Regions from separate parts of the Homo sapiens genome. Here region 1 is linked to region 2. Evidence: chromatin loops called from intact Hi-C (ENCODE). Cell type or tissue: pancreas. All regions are shown on one strand. Each heading gives the region's core, and the rest is flanking DNA. Links, peaks and the distances in the headings are about the cores only. Region 1 holds the start of ZFTA (zinc finger translocation associated). Region 2 overlaps SPINDOC (spindlin interactor and repressor of chromatin binding).

Evidence for each region. Peaks named below come from ENCODE experiments on the same cell type or tissue, not always from the same donor. Only the 100,000 strongest peaks of a DNase experiment are listed, where the experiment ranks them.
Region 1: it touches region 2 in a loop (2.0-fold over the local background); 65 of 110 quality-filtered maps call a loop at or near these places.

What each region holds. Positions count from the first base shown.
Region 1 is chr11:63,764,735-63,776,266 of GRCh38, reverse strand. It overlaps ZFTA (zinc finger translocation associated), which reads left to right and starts at 7,492. Exons shown (of 5, transcript NM_001144936.2): 1 at 7,492-7,783; 2 at 9,963-10,460; 3 at 11,013-11,399. The coding sequence starts at 7,645. RefSeq lists silencers at 6,676-7,145, 7,166-7,375, 7,506-7,555, 7,776-8,075. In pancreas, for the core only: a CTCF peak has its summit at 7,885 (motif pointing left); DNase peaks (open chromatin) are centred at 6,706, 7,426, 10,296, 10,436 and 2 weaker places; H3K4me3 peaks cover 2,507 bases; H3K27ac peaks cover 1,631 bases.
Region 2 is chr11:63,819,873-63,831,404 of GRCh38, reverse strand. It overlaps SPINDOC (spindlin interactor and repressor of chromatin binding), which reads right to left. Exons shown (of 6, transcript NM_138471.3): 6 at 3,689-4,477. The coding sequence ends at 4,266. Among named protein-coding and RNA genes, the nearest start is that of SPINDOC, 12 kb to the right of the region's middle. RefSeq lists a silencer at 1-84. In pancreas, for the core only: no CTCF peak of the experiment used is centred there; a DNase peak (open chromatin) is centred at 4,428.

The DNA of each region.
Region 1 (11,532 bases), core at 2,444-10,443, 56 kb after region 2:
GGAGACTCTGTGTCTATGTTTTTTTTTTTTTTAATAAAGAGGGACAGGAATGAAGGCCTTGTTGGTCAACTACCCCTTGTTCTTCATCCTTGCTCATGGTCTTGTCAAAGAGTTGGACCATTATGGGACTGTCCCTCTTTAGTGGGGTGGACGGGTTAGGACATTGGGGCCATCTTAGAGGTCCCTAAAACCAGGAATTGGGGAGCCAGCAGCAGCCAGCATCCAAGGCTGGCTCTGAGGAGCACCGTCCAGTGCATCTGTGGTTTTCCACACTGGCAGGGGGAACTCAGGACACTTGTGCCCTGGCCCTAAGAATTATCCTTCCATTGGCACCAACAGGTAGGGCCAAGAAGACTATCCTGTGTTTTTGTTTGTTTGTTTGTTTTTTTTGAGATGGAGTCTCGCTCCGTAGCCCAGGTTGGAGTGCAATGATGTGATCTCGGTTCATTGCAACCTCCGCCTCCCAGGTTCAAGCCATTCTCCTGCCTCAGCTTCCTGAGTAGCTGGGATTACAGGTGCCAGCCACCATGCCCAGCTAATTTTTAGTAGAGACGGGGTTTCACCATGTTGGTCAGGCTGGTCTCAAACTCCTGACCTCAGGTGATCCACCTGCCTCAGCATCCCAAAGTGCTGGGATTACAGGCATGAGCTACCACTCCCAGCCGGCTATCCTGTATTTTCTCATTGATCAAGTCACCCCAGTAAATGGTTTGCATAGCTGAGGCATTCAGAGTGCTTCGCTGTACAGGGCAATCACTGTTCATACGGATGTGGGGAAATCGGAACCCTTGCACACTGTTGGTTAGGAATGAGAAATGGTATAGCCACTGTAAATCTCACTTCTGGGCATTTATCCAGAAGACTTCAAATAAGATCTCAGAGATATATTAGCACTTCTATGTTTATTCATAATAGTCAAGATGTGGAGACAGACTAAATGTCCACCAACAGATGAATGAAGAAAATGCTTTGTATACATACAATGGAATCTTATCCAGCCTTAAAATAGAAGGAAATTCTTCAACATGTGACAACATGGATGAACTTTGAGGAAATTATGCTAAGTGAACTAAGCCAGTCACAGAAAGACAAACACTGCATGATTTCAGTGACATGAAGTTTCTAAAATAGTCAAATTTGACTGGGCATGTGGCTCACAACTGTAATCCCAACACTTTGGGAGGCTGAGGCAGGAGGATTGCTTGAGGCAGGGGGTTCGAAACCAGCCTGGGCAAGATAGTGAGGAGACACCCATCTCAACAAAAAAATTAAAAAATTAGTCAGGTGTGGTAGTGGGTGCCTGTAGTCCTAGTTATTTGGGAGGCTGAGGCGGAAGAATCCCTTGAGACCAGGAATTCGAGGTTACAGAGAGCTATGATTGTGCCATGGCACTCCAGCCTGGATAACACAGCAAGATCCTGAATCTAAAAAAAAATTTTTTTAAAAATTCAAATTCATAGAATCAAACTGTGGAAGGGTGGTTGATAGGAGCTGGGGAAAGGAGGAAAGAGGGGTTACTAATCAATGAGCATAGAGTTTTTTTTGTTTTTGAGATGGAGTCTGGCTCTGTCGCCCAGGCTGGAGTGCAGTGGCACGATCTCGGCTCACTGCAAGCTCTGCCTCCCAGGTTCACGCCATTCTCCTGCCTCAGCCTCCCGAGTAGCTGGGACTACAGGCGCCCGCCACCACGCCCAGCTAATTTTTTGTATTTTTAGTAGAGATGGGGTTTCATCATGTTAGCCAGGATGGTCTCGATCTCCTGACCTTGTGATCCGCCCACCTCGGCCTCCCAAAATGCTGGGATTACAGGCGTGAGCCACTGCGCCCGGCCTAGTTTTTTTTTTTTTTTTGAGACGGAGTCTCATTCTGTTACCTAGGCTGGAGTGCAGTGGCACAATCTTGGCTCACTGTAACCTCTGCCTCCCGGGTTCAAGCAATTCTCCTGCCTCAGCTTCCTGGGTAGCTGGGACTACAGGCGTGTGCCACCATGCCTGGCTAATTTTTGTATTTTTAGTAGAGATGGGGGTTTCACCATGTTGGTCAGCCTCGTCTCAAACTCCTGATCTCAGTTGATCCGCCCTTTTTAGCCTCCCAAAGTGCTGGGATTATGGGCGTGATCTACTGCGCCTGGCCAATGAGCATAAAGTTTTAGTTAAATAAGATGAATAGGCTGTAGAGATCTGCTGTAGAACCTAGTGCCTATGGTCAACAATAGTGCACTGTACATTTAAAAGCTTGTTTAGAGGATAGATTTCATGTTAAGTGTTCTTACAATTTTAAAAAGAAAGAAGCCGGGCGTAGTGGCTCATGCTTGTAATCCCAGAACTTTGGGAGGTCGAGGTGGGAGGATCGCCTGAGCTCAGGAATTTGAGACCAGCATGGGCAACATGGTGACACCTCATGTCTGCAAAAATACAAACATTAGGTCAGGGGCAGTGGCTCACGCCTGTAATTCCAGCACTTTGGGAGGCCAAGACAGGTGGATCACGAGGTCAGGAATTCAATATCAGCCTGGCCAAGATGGTGAAACCCCGTCTCTATTAAAAATACAAAAATTAGGCCAGGCGCGGTTGCTCACGCCTGTAATCCCAGCACTTTGGGGGGCCAAGGAGGGCAGATCACCTGAAGTCAGGAGTTCGAGACCAGCCTGGCCAACATGGTGAAACCCCGTCTCTACTAAAAATACAAAAATTAGCTGGGTGTGGTAGCGGGCGCCTGTAATCCCAGCTACTCGGGAGGCTGAGGCGGGAGAATCGCTTGAACCCGGGAGGCAGAGGTTGCAGTGAGCCATTGAACTCCAGCCTGAGCGACAAGACCAAAACTCCATCTCAAAAAAATAAATAAATTAATTAAATTAAATAAAATTCCACACTCTCTCCCCTCAACACACACATTCAAAGCTCAAGGTTTTGGCTTAGACCTGGATATAATCCTTAAGTTTGAAATTCCTTTGGGATTTTACAAGGGATGATTTAATTTACAATCTACATAGAAAGTTCCTTTAACATTACAGCCTATATGACCGATCTTAGTTTTTTGAAGGAGTTTGGGTCTGCTCTCTGGAGAATGTTGAAGGCTACTTTTAGAACCAGGATTTGTTTTTTTTTAGTTCTGAGATATCCTGAAAAGTAGAATCCAGAATTTGTCACAAAGTTGGGTCTAGGGAGGTTAATGTTTTACCTCCTTAAAAACCTTCCTTTGGGAACACAATTCACAGTTCCTCTGTTTTTGTTGTCAGTGGCCCTCCTTTTAACGGGACCTGCCCAAGGAGCCACTGAAGCACTAGGAGAAGGCTGCCCCACTGGGGGACGCTGGCCCTTGAAGGCTGGGACCAACAACCTTAGAAGTTCTAGGGCTGGCTGGAGACACCACACAGGGGACTAAGTGAATCTGAGTTAGAGAATGGAAGAGGTAAGGTGTAAAAATCAGGAGTTCTGGGTTTGAAATGGGCTCCAAAGTTCTCAGGTTGTGACCTCATTTTCTTTTCTTTTTTTTTGAGACGGAGTTTCACTCTTGTTGCCCAGGCTAATGGCACAATCGCAGCTCACTGCAACCTCCACCTCCCAGGTTCGAGTGATTCTCCTGCCTCAGCCTCCCGAGTAGCTGGGATTACAGGCCCGCGCCACCACGCCCAGCTAATTTTTGTATTTTTAGTAGTGATGGGGTTTCACTATGTTGGTCAGGCTGGTCTCGAACTCCCAACCTCAGGTGATCCACCCACCTCAGCCTCCCAAAGTGCTGTAATAGGTGTGAACCACTGCGCCCAGCCTGTAACCTCATTTTCTACTTCCAAATCTACTTTTCTTTTTATAGCCCCATCCTCTCAATCCAGATACTTGGGAGTTAGCAGGGCCTTTCCCGGATCATCACATTCAAGCAGACACCATGTCCTGTAATTCTATCTTCTTGATATGCTCAAGCTAGAACCACTACTAGCCCTCAACACTCCTGACCCCTGCCCCAGGCATAAGCAACTTTTAGGTATATCACTTAGGTAAGAAATAGCCCCTTGGTGAGAAGAGGTATCCTTTTTCCTGGCTTTGCTGGTATTCATCCTCCGGTCGCCTCCCCTTCCTCCTCCTCCTTCTTGCCCTCCTCCTTCTCCTTCTTCCCCTCCTCCTCCTCCTCCTTCTCTTCACTCAGCTGGTATTCATCCTCCAGTTGCCTCCTCCTCCTCCTTCTCTTCACTCAGCTGGTATTCATCCTCCAGTTGCCTCCTCCTCCTCCTTCTCTTCACTCAGCTGGTATTCATCCTCCAGTTGCCTCCTCCTCCTCCTCCTCCTTCTCCTCCTCCTCACTCAGCTGGTATTCATCCTCCAGTTGCCACCTCCTCCTCCTCCTCCTTCTCCTCCTCCTCCTCCTCCTTCTCCTCCTCCTCCTCACTCAGCTGGTATTCATCCTCCAGTTGCCACCACCTCTTCCTTCTCTTCCTCCTCAATGCAGTGAAGTTTACACCATGATGTGCTGTGGCCCTGCTCAAATCTTTTGCCTCCTCTCCATTGGCCCTGGGGCTGCTGCCTTGACATGGGTCTTTGTTGCTGTCCCTCTCCCCAGCGTTCTCCCAGCTGCCTCCATAATTGTCCACAATTCCCAGCATTCCCAGTGCCTTCAGGACAAACTGAGACTCTCCATGTGGCACCTAAGGCTCTAGTCCCTGCCAATTTCTATTTCCTCTTCTCCCTCTCCCACCTGAAACCCTCCTTCATCCAGAATTTTCCCAGCCTCTGCCAGGAAACCCTTGTTCCCTTTCTCCTTCTGGCAATACCCTGGTCTTTCTAGTTTTGGTTTAAACAATGCCCTCTTTAGGAAGTCTTCCCCAGTTGGGTGACCCTTCCTGGGGCTTCCCTTTTCCTTGGTGCTTATCACCCTCTACTGCAATCAGTGCCAGGGACCCAGGGCACCGAGGCACTGGTGCCTAGAGTGCAAGGTACTTTTAGGGGCTCATGAAAATGTTTTATTTTAAAATTAGATGAAAAAAATGTAAGGGTCAAAGACAATTTTTTTTCTCACATCAAAAAAATAAATGCGTAGGGCCCATGAAAATCTACTGAATTATTTAAATTTTTATTTTTTTTTTAAATAGAGGAAGATACCTCATGAAGACAAAAGCACCTAAGGCCTGAGAAAGTGAGAATGTGGCCCTGACTCACTGCCATTGGTTTCCCCTTCCCCCAGTGGGGTTGGGGGGTACCCCCCCACTGCATTATGTTATTCTTAAGTCTCTGCACCCCCAGCCCTGTTCTCATCACTTATGACTGCTTTCTGAACAAGAAAAGAAGTGCAGAAATAAATGAATGGCCTTGCGCAAGGCTCTTGACTCTCTGAGTCTCCATTTCTTCATCCCGACAACAAAGTTCCAGCTTCACGGGGCTGCTGCGGGGATCAAGTAGTGAGTGGGAAACTTTTAGAACTGTCAAGCGTGCAGCCGTTCCTGAGGTCGTGCAGAATGTGGGTGGGAAGGGGAGGGCAGAGGTTGTTGAAGGTGGCTCCAGGTGGCTTTGATACCTTTCTTCTGGTAATAAAATTACCCTTTTTATACACACAGAGCACTGGCAGGACAGACACCAGAGTCTCACAGGGGCTGGCCCTCAGCATTGGTTCTCTGTGGAGTGAGCAACTAAACTAGAATAAAGCACAAGGGCCCTTGGCCCCAGAAGAACAGGCTTCTTTCATTTTAGGACATTAGGCTCTTTTAGCTTCTTTTCCTTTCTTTTCTTTCTTTCTTTTTCTTTTTTTTTTTTTTTTAAACCATACTACTTAGAAGTGCGTGAAGCCCAGGTCTCTGTCTCACTTTCCCTTTGTGTTCCCGGGCCTGGCACAGATGAGGGACATAATGAATTAAGGAATCTCCCATCTCAGGGCCTGCGTGGCACCCATCAGCATCAGGGCCTCTGACCCCAGTGGGTGAGAGGAAGTGCAACCCCCCCCCGCCCCCCTGAGCGCAGGGCCTGCCGCGAAGAGAGCAGAGCTGTGAAAGGAGACTCAGTTTACCCAAGGTGGAGTCTCAAGCACGTCAACATGGGGGCTGAGGAAGAGACGGGACATCTCCGCGGCGACAGAGCCCAGAGGCACTTAAGAAATCTTAGTTCTTGTCCCCTCCTCATAAGCACTTCGGGGACAGGTTTCCTGTGTTCCAAGTAATTTAATTCCCATGGCTCCCGAAAGGCTGGAGCGGTTTCCTTTTCAGAGGCTGTGGGTGCCTCTGAGAAGGAAAGTCACAGGCAGTATCGGTCTTGCCCATGTTTTTCAGTGCTGTGTGTCCAGCGTCTGAAAGCATGCGGGCACACAGTAGGTGGTGACAAGCGGACGAACTGCCATCGGCGACAGCTGGGTAACTCGCCAGTGCAGGGAACAAAACCCGCCTCCAGATAAGAAGACCCTGCAGGCCTCCCGCACCCTGTAATTTGGATCTCCAGGAATCGCCTTTGTTGTGGGCGCCCAACCTCAGGCAAAGCGAGCACCTGCTCCTCCCGCCGGTCCTCGCAGGAGGACCCCAGGCTGCTGCGCCCCGGCTGCCTCTCCGGGTCCCTGCGCTCCGCTTCTCCGGAGCTGGGGGACCGGGGGCGCCCCGGGACCCGCAGCCAGGGTCCGCCCAGCGCTTCCGAGCCGTGGTAACGCGCCTCCCCAGGTGCCCGACACCCCGCCCGGGGCCAGCATTTTTCGCTTCCTAGGGCCGGGCCGGGGGTCTGGGGCTGCGTCAAGGGCCTCGTCAGGCACCCCCAGGCCTGCGGGGGCAGGATCCTGAGTCACCGCCGCGCACGCCCTCTCCTCCCGGCTTCCATCCTGGGGCCACCTCCAGCCCGCAGGGTCGGGCCCCGGCGCAGCCGGCTCTCTGCGGGTCTGCTGTGCGCCCCTCTCCCCAGCCCGAGTCACTGCGGCCGCCGCCCCCACCCCTGGCTGGCTCGGGGGAGCCTCGCTTGTCCGCCCCTCCCATGAGAAGCCCGAGCTCTCAGCGCTCCCGGGCGGCTCCCGCGGGAGGGGGCGCGGCCGCCCCCACGGCTCCACCCTCTCGGCGGGGCCGCAGCCATCTGGGGCCCCTGCCAGTAGCGGCCGCTCCGGGGCCCGCACGGAGCTCGCGACCCGCTTGCGCGGCGGGAGGCAGCCCCGGGCAGGGACCCCGGCCTCCTCAGCGGGCGCTCCCGGCGCTGAGATGCCCCGAGGGGGCGGTGGCCGCGAGCCGAGCCCGGGTGGAAGCGCGTCGCAGCGGACGCGGGCGCCCCTCGCCACCTCAGTGACCCTTTGGGAGCCGGGACCGGAGCCCCGCAGGCGGCGGTGCGGGCCCGCGGGGGCGGCGAGGTCCGTGCCCCTAGCGTCCGGAGCGGGCGCAGGCTGCTGAGCCTCGGCTGGGCTCGTTGCCTCCCGCCTTTCCCCCCAGCCCCCCGCGAGCTGGCAGGAGGAAATAGCGCGCGGCCCCTTTAAATTTACCCAGGAGCCCTTAAAGGAGCCCCAGGGGCCCCAGACAGGAATCCCCACCCCGGTCCAGCCCGCGCCGCCGAGCGAGCAGCCTGCCGTCCGTGCGGCCGGCCGCCCCGTGCATGCGCCCCGCGCCCCGGGGCCCCGCGCAGCGAGCGCTCCGCGCGGGCTGCCGCCGGCCCCGCGGCCCCGCGCCCCGCCGCCCCGGGGCCCCGCTCCGCAGCGCAGCGCATGGAGCCCGGCGGGGACCACCGGAGCCGGAGCAGCGGCGGCAGGGGCGGCCCCGGGCCAGCAGTGGCCTCGGCACGGGGCCGACGGCTGCCGCCCGCCGGATCGAGCGGCAGCGCGGAGCCAGAGGAAGACGAAGGCGGTAAGAGCTGGGGCCGGCGGCCCGGGCGGGGGCCCCGGCGTGGGGGAAGGGAGGGCTGCGGCTCGGGGCCCCTCTCCGCCGCCGAACAAAGCGGGGGACGCGGGCAGGGCGGCCGGGGGCGCCACCTGGTGGGCGCGGAGCGCGGCTGCAGGGCTGGCGGGGGAGCCCCCCGCCCAGCTCCCGGGGTCGGCTCGCGGGGCTCGGGCGGCTCGCCTCCCCCTTAAAGGGCCCCGCTGCCGCCCGCAGCGCCCCGCCTTGGGGGCCAGGCCCGAGGGGCCCCACGGGGCAGGGCGCCACGGAGCGAGGCTGGACTTTGGCCCCCGCCCCTTTCTCTTTCAGACTCCCAGGTGGTCTCCCTAATCGGGCTTTCTCTCAAAAGTCCGCCCAGACCCTGGGTCCCCTTCGGGGGCTTTTCCCCAGCGGAGCTGAGCTCAGCTCCGAACTCTGCTGTTTTAAATCGGGCTGCTCCTCTCGTCTCGTGGCCTTGTGAGAGACATGCACCCTTTTTCTTTTCTCCCACATTCTCCCTAGGAAAGTGCATCGCTTGCGCCCCGGGGGCCCACACCATCTTTTCCCACCGCGGGCAGTTTTTAAAGCGATGGGTTCGCCCACAAAGGCAGGCACCCCTCCGGCCGGTGCATTCTCCCTTCCCTTCTTTTCAGAATTTTTTTTTGCCCTAATTTGTCAGCTCTAGCGGAACCAACCAGTCCTCCTCGTTCGCTCTCAAAGGAGACTGTTGACTCATTTCCCGGCTGCAGGGTCACGCCTTAAGACCCTTGAGGGTTTCCTCCAGGCCAGGGAGACTCTGCCCGAATCTCCAGGCTCCCCTCCCGGTCTCTCCCCTCCCAGAAACGCCCCATCCCCTTTTGTTTTTAAAGAACCTCGGCTCCTCCCCCTTTTTCGGCTCTTAAAGGGCCAATCCACCTTAGACTAGCCTGGATCCAGCGCTGGAAGGATGCTTAGAGACCAGCCAGCTAGCCAGTGTCGTTGCAGACAAAGAAGCTCAGGCCCAGAGTGCGGACATGACCTATCAAAGGTCACAGAGCAAGTTACCAGTGAAGCCAGGACTTGAACCCAGGCCTATGACTCCGAAGCCAGTGGATTCTATGGATCTACTTAAATAAAAACTAAAACAAAAAAACTTCCACAAGGGTGACAGGAGCCCTTTCTGATCCTGTCTTTTGTTTTCCCAACCCTGTGATTCTCCACTGGGAGAATGACCAGAACCTGCCTGTGTGCCCAGGAGACCATTTTTCTAAATCAAGAGGGGTGGGAACTGTAGGGAGGGTAGGGGACTGCTCTGGGTGGGTGTCTGGCACAGGGAACACCATTGGGTTAGTGGGGCCTCTCCAGTGCCCGCCCTTCTGACTGCTGGGCAGTGGCCGGCTCCCTGCCAGAGCAGCAAATAAAGCCCCAGAAAGACTTAATGGGCTTCAGTGGATGGTGGCCACTCCCTGCCGCAGTGTCATTAGTTGTCACTCTGGTGGCCCTCCTGCCATCCCTTTACAGGGTCATTGGCTCCTCCAGAATCTGGAGAAGTTTCAGTCTCAGAAACTCCTTTCCCTGGAGATGTTGGCAGCTTTGTCTTGGGGATCCCTCCCATGTGGGGGCCTAGATTTGGGGAACTGACAATGCCTAGCCCATCCCCAAAATGGGAGTCTCAGGAAGCTATATTTGAAGCATTACTGGAAAAAGGGAGAAGACCTGTGGGTGGGGCCCTCCTGGCGGGGGCCCCAGGTGGGTGGGTCCCGTGTGCAGCCCTGGCTGTAGACAGATGCCCCCTTTGTTTGTCTGGCCCCACTGCCTGCTCTGCTCCAGCTGGAACCGCCCTGGCCTGCTGCTCTCCTGGCTTTCTCCCTACGGCTCTTGTCCAGAAAGGGCACCTTACAGAGCTGGTTGGCTCCTTGGCCCTCACCTTATTTTTTAAAAAGTCAGAGCTATTTCCACAGTGCCCTGCGTCCTTTTGTTCTTGATCTCCTCTTAAAGGGTCCTTGCCCTTTGTAAAGGGCTAATGTTTTGGCTCCCACTTCTACCATCCCTTTTATTGCTGTTGCCGTCCCTTTCCTGCCCCGGAACACCCCCTCCCCCAGCTCCCTTTCTCAGGGCTCACCATCAAAGCCCTCGCCTCTTTCCCTGGAAATCAGAGATTGAAAAACTGTCTCCCTTTCCCCTTCTTCAGGGCAAGATCTTCAGCTGGAAGGGGGTGCCTTGGGGTCCTGGGGGAGTGCCCCCCTGCCCTCCTCCAGGGCCAGGGGACCAGCATCTTCAGGCAGGAAATATTCAGACCACTGTGAGGCCCGGGCCTCGAGGCCTGGAAAGAGCCGCATCCCTGGCCGTGACCACCGGCGCTACTACCACGACCACTGGCGGCTGGAGTACCTGATGGACTTCAACCCTGCCCGGCACGGCATGGTGTGCATGGTGTGCGGCAGCTCCCTGGCCACCCTCAAGCTCAGCACCATCAAGCGCCACATCCGCCAAAAGCACCCCTACTCCTTGCATTGGAGTCCCCGGGAGAAGGAAGTCATCAGCAACAGCTGGGATGCACACCTGGGGCTGGGGGCCTGCGGAGAGGCCGAGGGCCTGGGGGTCCAGGGGGCTGAGGAGGAGGAGGAGGAGGAAGAAGAGGAGGAGGAGGAGGGGGCCGGTGTCCCAGCTTGCCCGCCCAAGGGCCCAGGTAATGCAAATGCAGATTCTGTACAGGCAGGGGCCTGGGTGGCCAGTGGGGCACAGTGGGCCAGCTGCTCTGCCAAGGAGCTGGTGTTCTTGAGCAAGGCACTGCTCCTCCTCTGGGTGGGGTCTGTTTATTGCCCTTATTATACAAAGGTGGGGGAAGGACAGTGGGGTGAGAGGGTCTCCGATGTCCATGACAGCTTGTACATTCTGTGGTTTTTGAAGTATCAAGGAGAGAAGTTGGGTGACAGGCAGTGGAAAGGCTTGGAGCAGGGAGGCCTGGCTGGGGTGGGTGAGGGAAGGGGAGGGTGCTGGAGAGGTGTGGCTGACGGTGAAGGCCAGGGACAGGGCTAGATTCCAGTCTGGGGGAGGTGTGGGTGGTGCTTGAAATGCTAGCAGAGGAGGGTTTAGGGAGTTAGGATTTCAGGAGAGAGGAAGAGAAGGGCAAAGGTTAGGCCTGGGGCCCAAGTGAGTGAGAGGCTTGTGGGAGACCTGGCTGTAGTGGGTATGCTCCCGTGGGGCCAGCGTCTCAGTTCCTTCCCTCCAACCCTTTCAGGCAAAGCCCCAGCTGGTGGGGGCTGCCGGCGCCAGCGGCGAGGGGGCCCAGTGGCACCCCGGGCTCGGCGTCTGCGCCTCTCAGCCTCCCGGAGGGCCGGGGGCAGCAGGGGGCTGGGGGCCCGGCGCCTGGAGAGGAGGCTGAAGGAGTCCCTGCAGAACTGGTTCCGGGCCGAGTGTCTCATGGACTATGACCCGCGGGGGAACCGGCTGGTGTGCATGGCCTGTGGCCGGGCACTGCCCAGCCTGCACCTGGACGACATCCGTGCCCACGTGCTGGAGGTGCACCCTGGCTCCCTGGGGCTCAGCGGCCCCCAGCGCAGTGCCCTGCTGCAGGCCTGGGGGGGCCAGCCCGAGGCGCTGTCTGAGCTCACCCAGTCCCCACCAGGTGCGAGGCCCATCCCAGGCTGAGACCCCCTCATACTGGGGCTCTGAAGTGGGGTCTGTGGCCAAAACTGGGAGGCAGGGACTTAGGGCTGAGGGCTGAAGGCCAGGAGCTGGTGCTCCACACACATACTTTC
Region 2 (11,532 bases), core at 1,312-9,311:
TTAATCAATCGTGCCTAATGAAGCCTCTATAAAAACCCTAAATAATGGGGTTTGGGAGGTTCCAGGTCAGGGACAGCACCCCATCCACATGCCAGGAGGGTGGCTCACTCCAACTCCACTAGGACAGAAGCTCCTGTGCTTGGAACCCTTCTGAACCTCGCCCTCAGTACCTCATCACCTGTTTGTTTATATCCTATGTAACATCCTTTATAAACAAGTAAATGTAAGTAAATGTTTCCCTAATTTTTTTTTTTTTTTGACAGGGTCTCATTCTGTCACCCAGGTTGGAGGGCAATGGCGTGATCTCTGCTCACTGCAACTTCCACCTCCTGACTTGAAGTGATTCTCCTGCCTCAGCTTCTAGAGTAGCTGGGATTACAGGTACCCGCAACCACGCCCAGCTAATTGTTGTATTTTCAGTAGAGACGGGGTTTTGCCATGTTGGCCAGGCTGGTCTCGAACTCCTGATCTCAGTTGATCCACCCGCCTCGGCCTCCCACAGTGCTGGGATTACAGGCGTAAGTCACCGCGCCCGGCCTGTTTCTGTGATTTTTGTGAGCCATTACAGCAAATTATCAAAACTGAGGAGGGGGTTGTGGGAACTTCCAAATTTGGGCTGGTCAGAAGTACAGGTGACAAGCTGGGACCTAGAACTGGTATCTGAAGCAGGGGCAGTCTGCTGGGACTGAGCCCTTCACCTGCAGGGACCGTGCTAACTCTGGGTAGTGAGTGTCAGAACTGAATTTTAGAACAGCTGGCTGGTGTCTGGAGAGTCGGAGAATTGATGTGGGCGCCCCCCTCCCCACTAACATTGGTGTCAGAAGTACTGGGAATGTAGAAAGTTTTTCCTTGTTAGGTATCCAAAAAGATCTCCCACACCTGGATCCCATGGAAGGCAGCTGGGAGGGCAGGAGGTGGCTGGCTTCAGAGAGCCAAGGAGGTCTGGGAAGTCAGGAAATGGGTGTGTGGCTCAGCAGTCAGGGGCAGCGGCACCCTCTTCCCCAACTTCTTCAACCAAACACATGGTTGGGCCACAGCACCACATGGATGAAGGTGCCACCACCAGCCCTGAGAGTCACCGACATTCGTGCAGAGCTTCCCTGGTGTTGCACCAGGATGCAGGACCAGCGTCACGGACTCCAAGCCGGTGTGGAGTAGGAAAGCCCTGGGCAATCCGTCAGTAAGGTCCTTCCAGCCTGGGCTGGAGTCATATCCTCAGCCCCACTTTCTCCAACTCTTTCCTGGAAGCCCAGAGGTGCCACACACAGCTGCTGGCCACACACACTCACATAGTCCCCAGGGCCCTGGCTGAGGCTGGGGAGACCCCTATTGGCCACAATGTGGGGATGAAGTTCCCACCCTGCACAGTCACTGTAGCAACCACCCTGTGCTGAGAACCACACTCCAGGGACCAACATGCACTAGAAAAATGTCACACAGGAATACACACTCAGAGGGCACTCGAGAAACATTTATTGAGCACCTACTATGTGCCAGGCCCCAGGCAGGACACTTGGAAAACAAAGTCAATACAACCTGGTCCCTGCCCAGGAGCTCACAGTCTAGAAGGCCAAGCCATTAATCATAGAACAGCAAAGGGGCATTTGGCTTCACAATTTTACAACAAACTTTTACATACGTTTTCTCAAGTGTAAACACCCAGCAACACAGCCATGTTGTTTTAAAAGCACATTGGCATAAATGTAAACACAAGTCACAGGATTGAAAGGATGAGAGAAAACCATTTGCAGTATTTGTGCTTGCAGAACCAGATTTTTAGCATTATTTATTCCCTCCTATCAGGTAGGATACAAGTTTTGCCAATCTGTGGATAATGGTGTTTGAGACATGGGAGTTCCGTGGCCGGCCTGCCTGCCTGCCATCATGCAGTGGGGGAGCCACACTAGATACAAGGCATCCTGAAGCCTTGGCCACTGCCTTCTGTCCACCACACCTGTCTTTTAATGTCCCCTAGACAAAGACCCTGTATATTTCTAGGCTCCTCCTGAGCTTATCAGATGGGGAGAAGGGATCATGTCCCAGGAGCCCACCAAGTCGTGAGATCCCTCATACCTGGCTTGGCACATGGTGACACCCCATCAGGTGAGCACACAGCACACGCTGCCCAGGCCCAGACCCTGCCTGCCCGAGATGAACTTCCTGGTTAGTCTCAAAATCTGGCAGTGTTGGCCGGGCACAGTGGCTCACGCCTGTAATCCCAGCACTTTGCGAGGTCGAGGTGGGTGGATCACCTGAGGTCAGGAGTTTGAGACCAGCCTGGCCAACATGACGAAAACCCCATCTCTACCAAAAAATACAAAAATTAGCCAGGCATGGTGGTGCACGCCTGTAATCCCAGCTACTCGGGAGGCTGAGGCAGGAGAATCGCTTGAACCTGGGAAGCAGAGGTTGCAGTGAGCCAAGATCGCAGCCTGGGTGACAGAGCAAGACTCCAACTCAAAAAAAAAAAAAAAAATGTGCCAATGTCAGCGTCCTACAGGAATAGCTGCCCTCCAAGTCCCACCTGTGCCCCCACTTCTCCTATGTGCACATTTGTCAGCATGTGCAGAGGTATACAGTCCTGCTTACCACACCTGCCATGGGCTCTAAACAGGACAGTACAGCTGGGGTTTGAGAAGGGGCTGCCTGTGTGCTCCATCTCACCAAAGGGAAAACCACGCACAGATCTGGCCCCTGTTGGTTTAGTTTAGGAAGGTAAGGAATCCGGTGAAGAGACCAAAAGTGGCCTCCTCATGATCCAGGGAATAGGGGAAACCAGCAAGTGTTTGGGTTTAATTAAGCCAAGGGTTGGGGGGGATGAAGGTGGACAGCTGAGGGTGCAGGCCTGTAGGGCTGGAAAAGGCGGGGCTGAGTTTAGGACCCCTGTGCCCCTCACCATCATACGGAAAGGGAGGAGAGGCATCTTTCTACCTGCAAGCTGGTTACCGCCATTTCACTTTAGAAAGCTCAGGATAAGCCGGGCGTGGTGGCTCACGCCTGTAATCCCAGCACTTTGGGAGGCTGAGGCAGGTGGGTCGCCCGAGGTCAGGAGTTCGAGGCCAGCCTGACCATCATAGTGAAACTCTGTCTCTACTAAAAATACAAAAAATTAGCTGGGCATGGGCATGGTGGTGGGTGCCTGTAATCCCAGCTACTAGGGAGGCTGAGGCAGGAGAATCACTTGAACCCAGGAGGTGGAGGTTGCAGTGAGCCGAGATCGCGCCACTGCACTCCAGCCTGGGCAGCAAGAATGAAACTCTGTCTCAAAAAAAAAAAAAAAAAAAAAAAAAGAAGAAAAGAAAAAGCAAGCAAGCAAGCAAGCAAGCTCAGGCTAATTCCCAGCTCCCTGGTTGTGAGCACCCCTGGGCTTCTACAGTGACCTCTTTTGGGCAGAGGCCTACCAGGTGAGCCAGAAGGTACAATGTTAAAGAAAATTGTTTCTGACCCCCTTTCCAGAGCAGAGAGGAAGGGAGGGGGTGAGACGCCCACAGGTGACTGATAGCACAAGTCAGCCCTCGTTCCTGGGCTCCACAGAGGCCTGCCCTGGTGCTGTCCCACCTTCAGGAGAGGTGGCTCCCTGGCTCCCCCCAGGACCATCTTCCAACCCTCCTGCCCCTCAGGGTTGCTCTAGGTGGCCAGGTATCCTGCTAGCAAACCCTCTCCCCCAATGATGGCCCAGACGGAACTCTTAATAAAAAAAAATAATTTATTGTCAACAAAGGTGATATATACAACAGGAAAACAGATGTAAATGAGAACGGGAGTGAATGGGGTGCCCAGGCCCAGCTTCAGGCCTCTGCAGGGGTGGGACAGGAAGAGGTAATGGAGGCCTCCTGGTTTAGAAGCCTGAACAAGTGGGGAGGAGAGGTGTCCCCCGAGGTAGTGGGACTCAGTTCAAACCCCCTTATGACCACTCTTGTGTAAGGCACTGTGCCAAGGGAGAATGGTGGGGAGCAGGGGGAGGGTGGGAGGAGGTCATGGGGGACAAACAGAGGTGGGGGTCAGCGAAGGACTGGGGTAGGTGTTCTCCACAGGCCCAGTGCCCTACTGCACAACAGCCTCAGCCACCCTCGCCGACCTCAGGCCTGGCCAGGAACAGACACTTTCCAGTGCCCCGAAATAACAGTGGATGCTGCCCCAGCCCCCTCCTGCCCTGGCACCTGTTTCTACTCTCTCCACCAGGTGGGTGAGCCAGGCAGCTCTGAGTTATAAGCCACTGGGGGACGCTGCCTCATCCCTCCCTCCCTCCCCAGGAAAGCAAGAATTTACACTCCATTCCCTTTTTCCGGCTTCCCTGCCACAGTGGTGCTGGATTCTGACAGAACTGTGGGCCAGTCTGAGGTGTCACCTGCTCCCACACGCTTGGTGCCCTGGGGGTGCCTGGACCAGTCTTGCAGGAGGCTGACCGCTGGGGGCTCCTCCATCCGCACGCGGATAACCTGGAGATCCAGTGTCCCGCGGAGCCCCGGAGGGGGAGCTGGGCAGGGATGAGAGCAGAGAGCAGTCAGAGCCCCCCAGACACCCCACCACGAGGATGCCCCCTGGAAGCTCCGCAAACTGTACCCACATTTCCAGGGCTTTCATTATGTCCACAGCCCAGTGCCTGGCATGAGGGGAAGCCCAAGGATGGCAGGGAGCTCCACTCCTGGGTGATCGAGGACTGCTGCCAGCTAGAAAATGAGGCGCACAGCCTCCCTAGGGACAAGCCAGCTGAAGCCAGGCAGCCTTCCTCCTGTGTGTATTTTGGCACAGGGACGCCTGGTGCTCGTGCCTCTTCCTGTAACTCCTACCTGCAGCCAACTCCATTTTATCTCAAACTTACTGGGCATCCTAGCCTAACGGGTTCTGCCTGAGTGGGGCAGAGGTGATGGGGTGGGAACACCCAGAAGCAGTCTAAGGCATAGCTGTGCCCACCAAGGAGCTCATGAGGGACTACGTGGGGGACAGAAAAGACCCCTGGCGAACTTCCACCAGGCTCTTTATCTCCTGAGTGTCAACACCTACATCACCAAGACCAGGTGTCCACCTTACCAGTATGGAGAAGGCACTCATAATGGGCAAAGCTGGGCCTCGAGGCAGAGGAAAGAGGACTGAGGACTGCCGTGGCTGCGTGCAGCCATAAAAAACGAGCACGCAACAGGGACGTGTGCAAAGGTTACGTTACATTAGGGCTGGGCATGATGGCTCATGCCTGTAATCCCAGCACTTTGGGAGGCCAGGGTGAGCAGATCACTTGAGGTCAGGAGTTTGAGACCAGCCTGGCTAACATGGAGAACCCCTTTACTAAAATACAAAGAAATTAGGCAGGCATAGTGGTGCACCCCTCTAATCCCAGCTACTCAGGAGGCTGAGGCGGGAGAGTCGCGTGAACCTGGGAGGTGGAGGTTGCAGTGAGCCAAGATCACGCCACTGCACTCCAGCCTGGGCAATAGAGTGAGACTGTCTCAAAAAAAAAAAAAGTTACATTACATTGAAAGGCAAAAACAGAAGATGGTGATTTCAACTACTGCACTGTCTATATTGGGAAGGATTTATTTGTGTGTGTTCCTTTTCTACCCTGTTTTTAGAGACACGATTATTTAAAATGTGGCACAGAAAACAGGTACAATTTTGCTGTGCGATGTGCTGGAATTTAAAATGACTTAGTGGCTGCCACCCCATTTTTATCACCTACCAAATGCTATTCTGTGTTCCCAGAACACAGTTTGTCTCCCTGATAAACTATAGGCTCCCTGAAGGAACACTGAACCCCATTTGTTCATTAATTTGACAATAATTTATTGAGTACTATATGCCCAATGCCGTTTGGATTGCTAGGGGTACAGCGGTGAATGGAGCTCCCTAAGTGGCCTTCTGGGACTTCACATTCTATTTATCAGAGCTAATAAATAGGATAAACAAATAAAAAATGCAGTATGTTATATATGGACAGATGCAAAGTAGCAAAGTACACCAGGGAAAGGAGATAGGATAATAGGATAGCAGAAAGCTGACAGGGGACCACAGACACAGAGGGAGTGAGGAGCCAGTGAGGCAGACAGGGAGGGAACAGCATTTTGAGCAGAGGGAGGAGCAAATGTGGATGCCCTGGTGGAGCACGCTGGCTTCCCCAGGAACAGCAAGGCCAGTGCCTGTGCGGGGAGCGGGATGTGGGGGGAGAGGTCAGGAGCCTGTGGGGAGCTCACTAGTCACCATGAAGGCTCTGGCTTTTATCTGGAGTGCAACAGGAGCAGCACAGAAAGGCCATGAGTAGAGGAGTGACTGGATCTGACTTGTGTTCTCAGCAGGGACACTCTGGCTGCTACAGGAGAGCAGAGCATAGCGGGCAAAGCTCAGCAGCCAGGAGACCTGGCTTAGGTTTGTTACAGGAACCAGGCGAGAGCCGGCCCTGACTAGGGTAGCAGCAGTGGATGTGGTGACAGCAGTGTGAGCTCTGAACTTGTTTTGGAGGATCGGCTGCTGGACAGATGCTGGGCTGGAGAAAGAAGAGGATGACTGTGTGGGTGTGGTCACAGCAAACTGAAGCCTGGGGCTGCCTGTTCACTGGGAAAGGGAAGATTGTGGAGTCTAGGGGTAGGGTGCATTGGTGAGACTGGGGGTTCAGTTTCAATGTGGCGAGTTTGAGATTTTTTTTTTTTTTTGAGATGGAGTCTCGCTCTGTCGCCAGGCTGGAGTGCGGTGGCACAATGTTTGAGATCTTTTAGACACCCATGTAGAGACGCCACCTGGGCAACTGGAAAAGAGGATGGAACCAGGAAGGAGCAGCCAAGGTGGGCATTATGAGCACACACATGTCATTGAAAGCTGTGAACCTGGATGAGATCTCCCAGGGAGCGAGTACCGACACTGACCCACGGCTGCGGATACTTAAGCACGTACTCATTCACCAAACACATAAGCCGGGCCTACGCTGTGCCAGGCACTGTTCTGGTTACCGCAGATATTATAGTGCAGGACGCAAACACCCTAACCTGCAGGCCCTTACATTCTAGAAAGGGAAAGGCAGACAATGATACGACGTGTTCCAACTCTGGGAGCTGAGAGTGAGCGGCAAGAGAAACTGAGAAGGAACAGTTAGTGAGGGAAGAGGAACACCAGGCGAGCAGCTGCCTGAAAAGCCAAGGGAAGAAAGTTGTCTCCAGGAAGGAGTGAGTGATCAGCCCACCGTAACCACGAGATCATAAAGAGAAGGACCGGCCAGGTGCAGTGGCTCATGCCTGTAATCCCAGCACTTTGGGAGGCCGAGGTGGGCGGATCACCCGAGGTCAGGAGTTTGAGACTAGCCTGGCCAATAGGGTGAGACGCCATCTCTACTAATAATACAAAAAAATTAGCCAGGCGTGGTGGCGCACGCCTGTAATCCCAGCTACTCAGGAGGCTGAGGAAGGAGAATCGCTTGAACTTGGGAGGCGGAGGTTGCAGTGAGCCAAGATTGCACCACTGCACTCCAGCCTGGGCGACAAGAGCAAAACTCCATCTCCAAAAAAAAAAAAGAAAAAGAAAAACAGGCCAGGTGCAGTGGCTCACGCCTGTAATCCCAGCATTTTGGGAGGTTGAGGCGGGCAGATCACGAGGTCAGGAGATCGAGACCATCCTGGCTAACACAGTGAAACCCCGTCTCTACTAAAAATACAAAAAATTAGCCAGGTGTGGTGGTGGGCGCCTGTAGTCCCAGCTCCTTGGGAGGCTGAGGCAGAAGAATGGTGTGAACCTGGGAGGAGGCGGAGCTTGCAGTGAGCCAAGATCACGCCACTGCACTCCAGCCTGGGCGACAGAGCGAGACTCCATCTCCAAAATAAAAAAAAGAAAAACACCAGCAAGACAGAGAGGCTCCTCTTTCCATTACTTGTCAGTGGGTCATTGTGGCCCACCTCCTCTCCTGGCCTGCACACTCTCCCCATCCTCCTCTGGCAAGGTCCTCAGAAGGTTCTAGAGTCTTCCTGGACTACCTCACATTCACATTCATCAGCTCAGCTAACCTGACCACAGGTGGCCTTTTCCAACTGTTAAATCCACGATTTTTACACCTCTAATTTTTTTTAAAGTGGCAGGATCTTTATTTAAATAAAGTCTTCAGAGAACTTCAATACGTACATAACAACACAGAAAGTAGAGACATTTTGGTCGAAGCCTCACAGGTTTCTGAGAAATCTGTCCAAGCTTTGGGTTCGTGAGATCGTCTGAAACCACAGGTCCAGAGCCTCTGCTCCGCAAAGAACCGCCACGGGGGCCCCTGGTTTTTAAAGATTTACTGCCTCCAGCCTATATACCTGGACACAGAATTTTGGGGGACAAAGGCTGTCTCACTCATGCCATCTCCCAGGGTGCCTCCCTCGGGCACAGGCTCCAGGAACACTTGTGTACCAGTGAGGTATCCTCTATGGTTTCCCAGGCATCTCCAACCTCCACGAAGGCTGCCACTGCTGACAACACCCTACAATTGCCTCCGCCCCCTCAGATCACTCAAGCAGCCTGCTGAAGCCCCTTCCTCTCAGACTTTGCCCACTCACCCCAAAGAAACCTAGAATCTCAGGGATTCTCTTCTCATCTACTCACCACTCCAGATAGATGGAGTTTGCGCACAGGGTACCCCAGGACTTGAAATGAGGGCTCCCTTTCGAGAATGAAATCAGAAGACCCATTAGACAGTGGAAGAGGTCAGCCATTTAGAGCAGGGATCCACCGGAGAGGACCAGGAGACTCGGGACACGCTCAAGTCCAAGCAGCACACTCGGTCTCAGGGAGCCAGGACTGGAATGTGACTCAAGCTGAAACTTGAGACAGTTAAAACTGTGATCTACGTGAAGGGGTGAGGCCTGCCTCGAGATCAGAAAACGGGGGGCTCAAATTTAGGCAAATAAACAAAAGCAACTACACACACACGCAAACACACAGAGAGCTCTCTCTGAAGGATACAAACCAAATTAAGAGTGGTATAGCAGTGAACACAAAGAAAAACTTTGTGAGGGGTGAGTGGAGTGTGACTAAAGGAGTACATAATACGCTGCCTTTTTTCTTTGTTTCTTTTTTTTTTTTTTTTTTTTTTTTAGACAGTCTAGCTCAGTTGCCCAGGCTGGAGTACAGTAGTACAATCTGATTGGAGTACAATCAGAATTTACTGCAACCTCAAATTCTTGGGCTCAAGTGATCCTCTTGCCTTAGCCTCTAGTCTTAGTAGGGACTAGAGGTGCACACCAACATGCCCAGTTAATTTAAAAAATTTTTCTAGAGATGGAGTCTCCTTATGTTGCTCAGGTTGGTCTCGAACACCTAGCCTCAGGCAATCTTCCCACTTTGGCATCCTAAAGTGCTGGGAATGACAGGTCTGTGAGCCACTGTGCCTAGCCAAGGCTTTTTTCTTTATGCAAAAAAGCACACCTGTCATCCCAGAACTTTGGGAGGCCCAGGTGGGAGGACTGCTTGCACCCAGGAGTTGGAGACTAGCTTGGGCAACACAGTGAAAACCTGTCTCTACAAAAAATTTAAGAATTAGCCTGGTGTGGAGATGCACACCTGTGGTCCCAGCTACTCAGGAGGCTGTGGCAGGAGGACTGCTTGAGCCTGGGAGTTTGAGGTTGCAGTGAGCTATGATGGCGCCATGGTACTCCAGCCTGGGCAGGGACTCTGTCTCAAAAAACAAAAACAAAAGCACACCTGCTTTTTGAGAGCCCTACTCTCAGGAGAGCCTCCAGCCACCTCGTTGGCCATCATTCTATGGCTCTAGTTTCAAACACACATTTCAGACAAGTTGGTACAAGGAGACGTGCACTCCTACCTATTCACTTCTTCAAGAAGCATTTCCTGAGCGCCTGTAAACTATGCTTGGCATGGAGAGGTGAACAGAGGACTAGGCTTGGTCTCTGCCCTGCTGGACTACATTCCAGTCTCATCCTAATTCTGTCTGCTGGGTCATGTGTGGTTGGCAGAATGATGCCCCTCACCCTAATCCCTGGAACCCGTGAATGTTTTGTTACATGGCAAAGGGGAATGAAGGTTACAGATGAAATTAAGGTTGCTCATCAGCGGACTCAAAAAGAGATTATCCTGGACTGAGTAGCCCAATATAATCATGAGGGTCCTTGAATGGGGAAGAGGCAGATGAGCCGGAACCCAGGACAGTATCTGAGAAAGACTCTACTAGCCACTGCTGGCTTTGAAGATGGAAGGAGGCCACAAGCCAAGAAATGCAGGCAGCCTCTAGGAGCTGGGCAAGTCAAGAAAATAGATTTTCCCCTAGAGCTTCCAGGAAGGAACACAGCCCTGCCAACAGCTTGATTTTAGCTCAGTGAGACCCATTTTGGACCTCTGACCTCCAGAACTGTAAAATAATAAATTTGGGTTTTGTTTTGTTTTTAGAGAGGGTCTCGTTCTGTCGTCCAGGCTGGAGTGCAGTGGTGTGATCATAGCTCATTGCAGCCTTGAACTCCTGGGCTGAAACAATCCTCCTGTCTCAGCCTCCCAAGTGGCTGGGACTACAGGCACAAGCGATGTGTGTTGTTTTTTTTTTTTTTTTTTGAGACGGAGTTTCGCTCTGTCGCCCAGGCTGGAGTGCAGTGGCGCGATCTCGACTCACTGCAAGCTCCGCCTCCCGGGTTCACGCCATTCTCCTGCCTCAGCCTCCCGTGTAGCTGGGACTACAGGCGTGCGCCACCATGCCCGGCTAATTTTTGTATTTTTAGTAGAGACGGGGTTTCACCGTGTTAGCCAGGATGGTCTCGATCTCCTGACCTCGTGATCCGCCCGTCTCAGCCTCCCAAAGTGCTGGGATTACAGGCGTGAGCCACCGCGCCCGGCCCGATGTGTGTTGTTTTAAGCCATTAGATTTGTGTGATTTGTTACAGCAGCAAATAGGAAACTGACATAAGGACCATGGGGAAGAAGGAACCATTTCTTTGAGAAATGGTTTTCCCTTTTGGAAAAAGGAATGGACATCTGCCCTTCTATACAAGTTATTTTTGTAAGGGCCAAATAAACTGTATGTAAGCTTCTTTTTTTTTTTTTTTTTTGGAGACAGAGTTTCACTCTGTTGCCCAGGCTGGAGTGCAGTGGCGCAATCTCGGCTCACTGCAACTTCCACCTCCCAGGTTCAAGCAATTCTCCTGCCTCAGCCTCCCAAGTAGCTGGGATTACAGGCGCCTGCCACCACACCTGGCTAATTTTTATATTTTTAGTAGAGATGAGGTTTCGCCATATCGGCCAGGTTGGTCTCAAACTCCCGACCTCAGGTGATCTGCCCGCCTCAGCCTGCCAAAGTGCTGGGATTACAGGCGTGAGCCACCACGACTTGCCTTGTATGTAAGCTTCTTAAACTCAGTAGGAGCCCAAACAACACAAGCACTTACTGCTGTTATGAGGCAATTTACTGAGCTGGTGTCCCCTGGAGGTGTCTGTCCACTGCTCATCTTATCTATTCTCTGGACACCTAACTGAATTGCTGAGTGGCCCCATCTGGGCCTCAGCTCCACCAGGGTAAGGTGGGCACCCCTCAGGCTCTAGCTAGAACAAACTGCATGTGTGGAAATCAGTATCAGG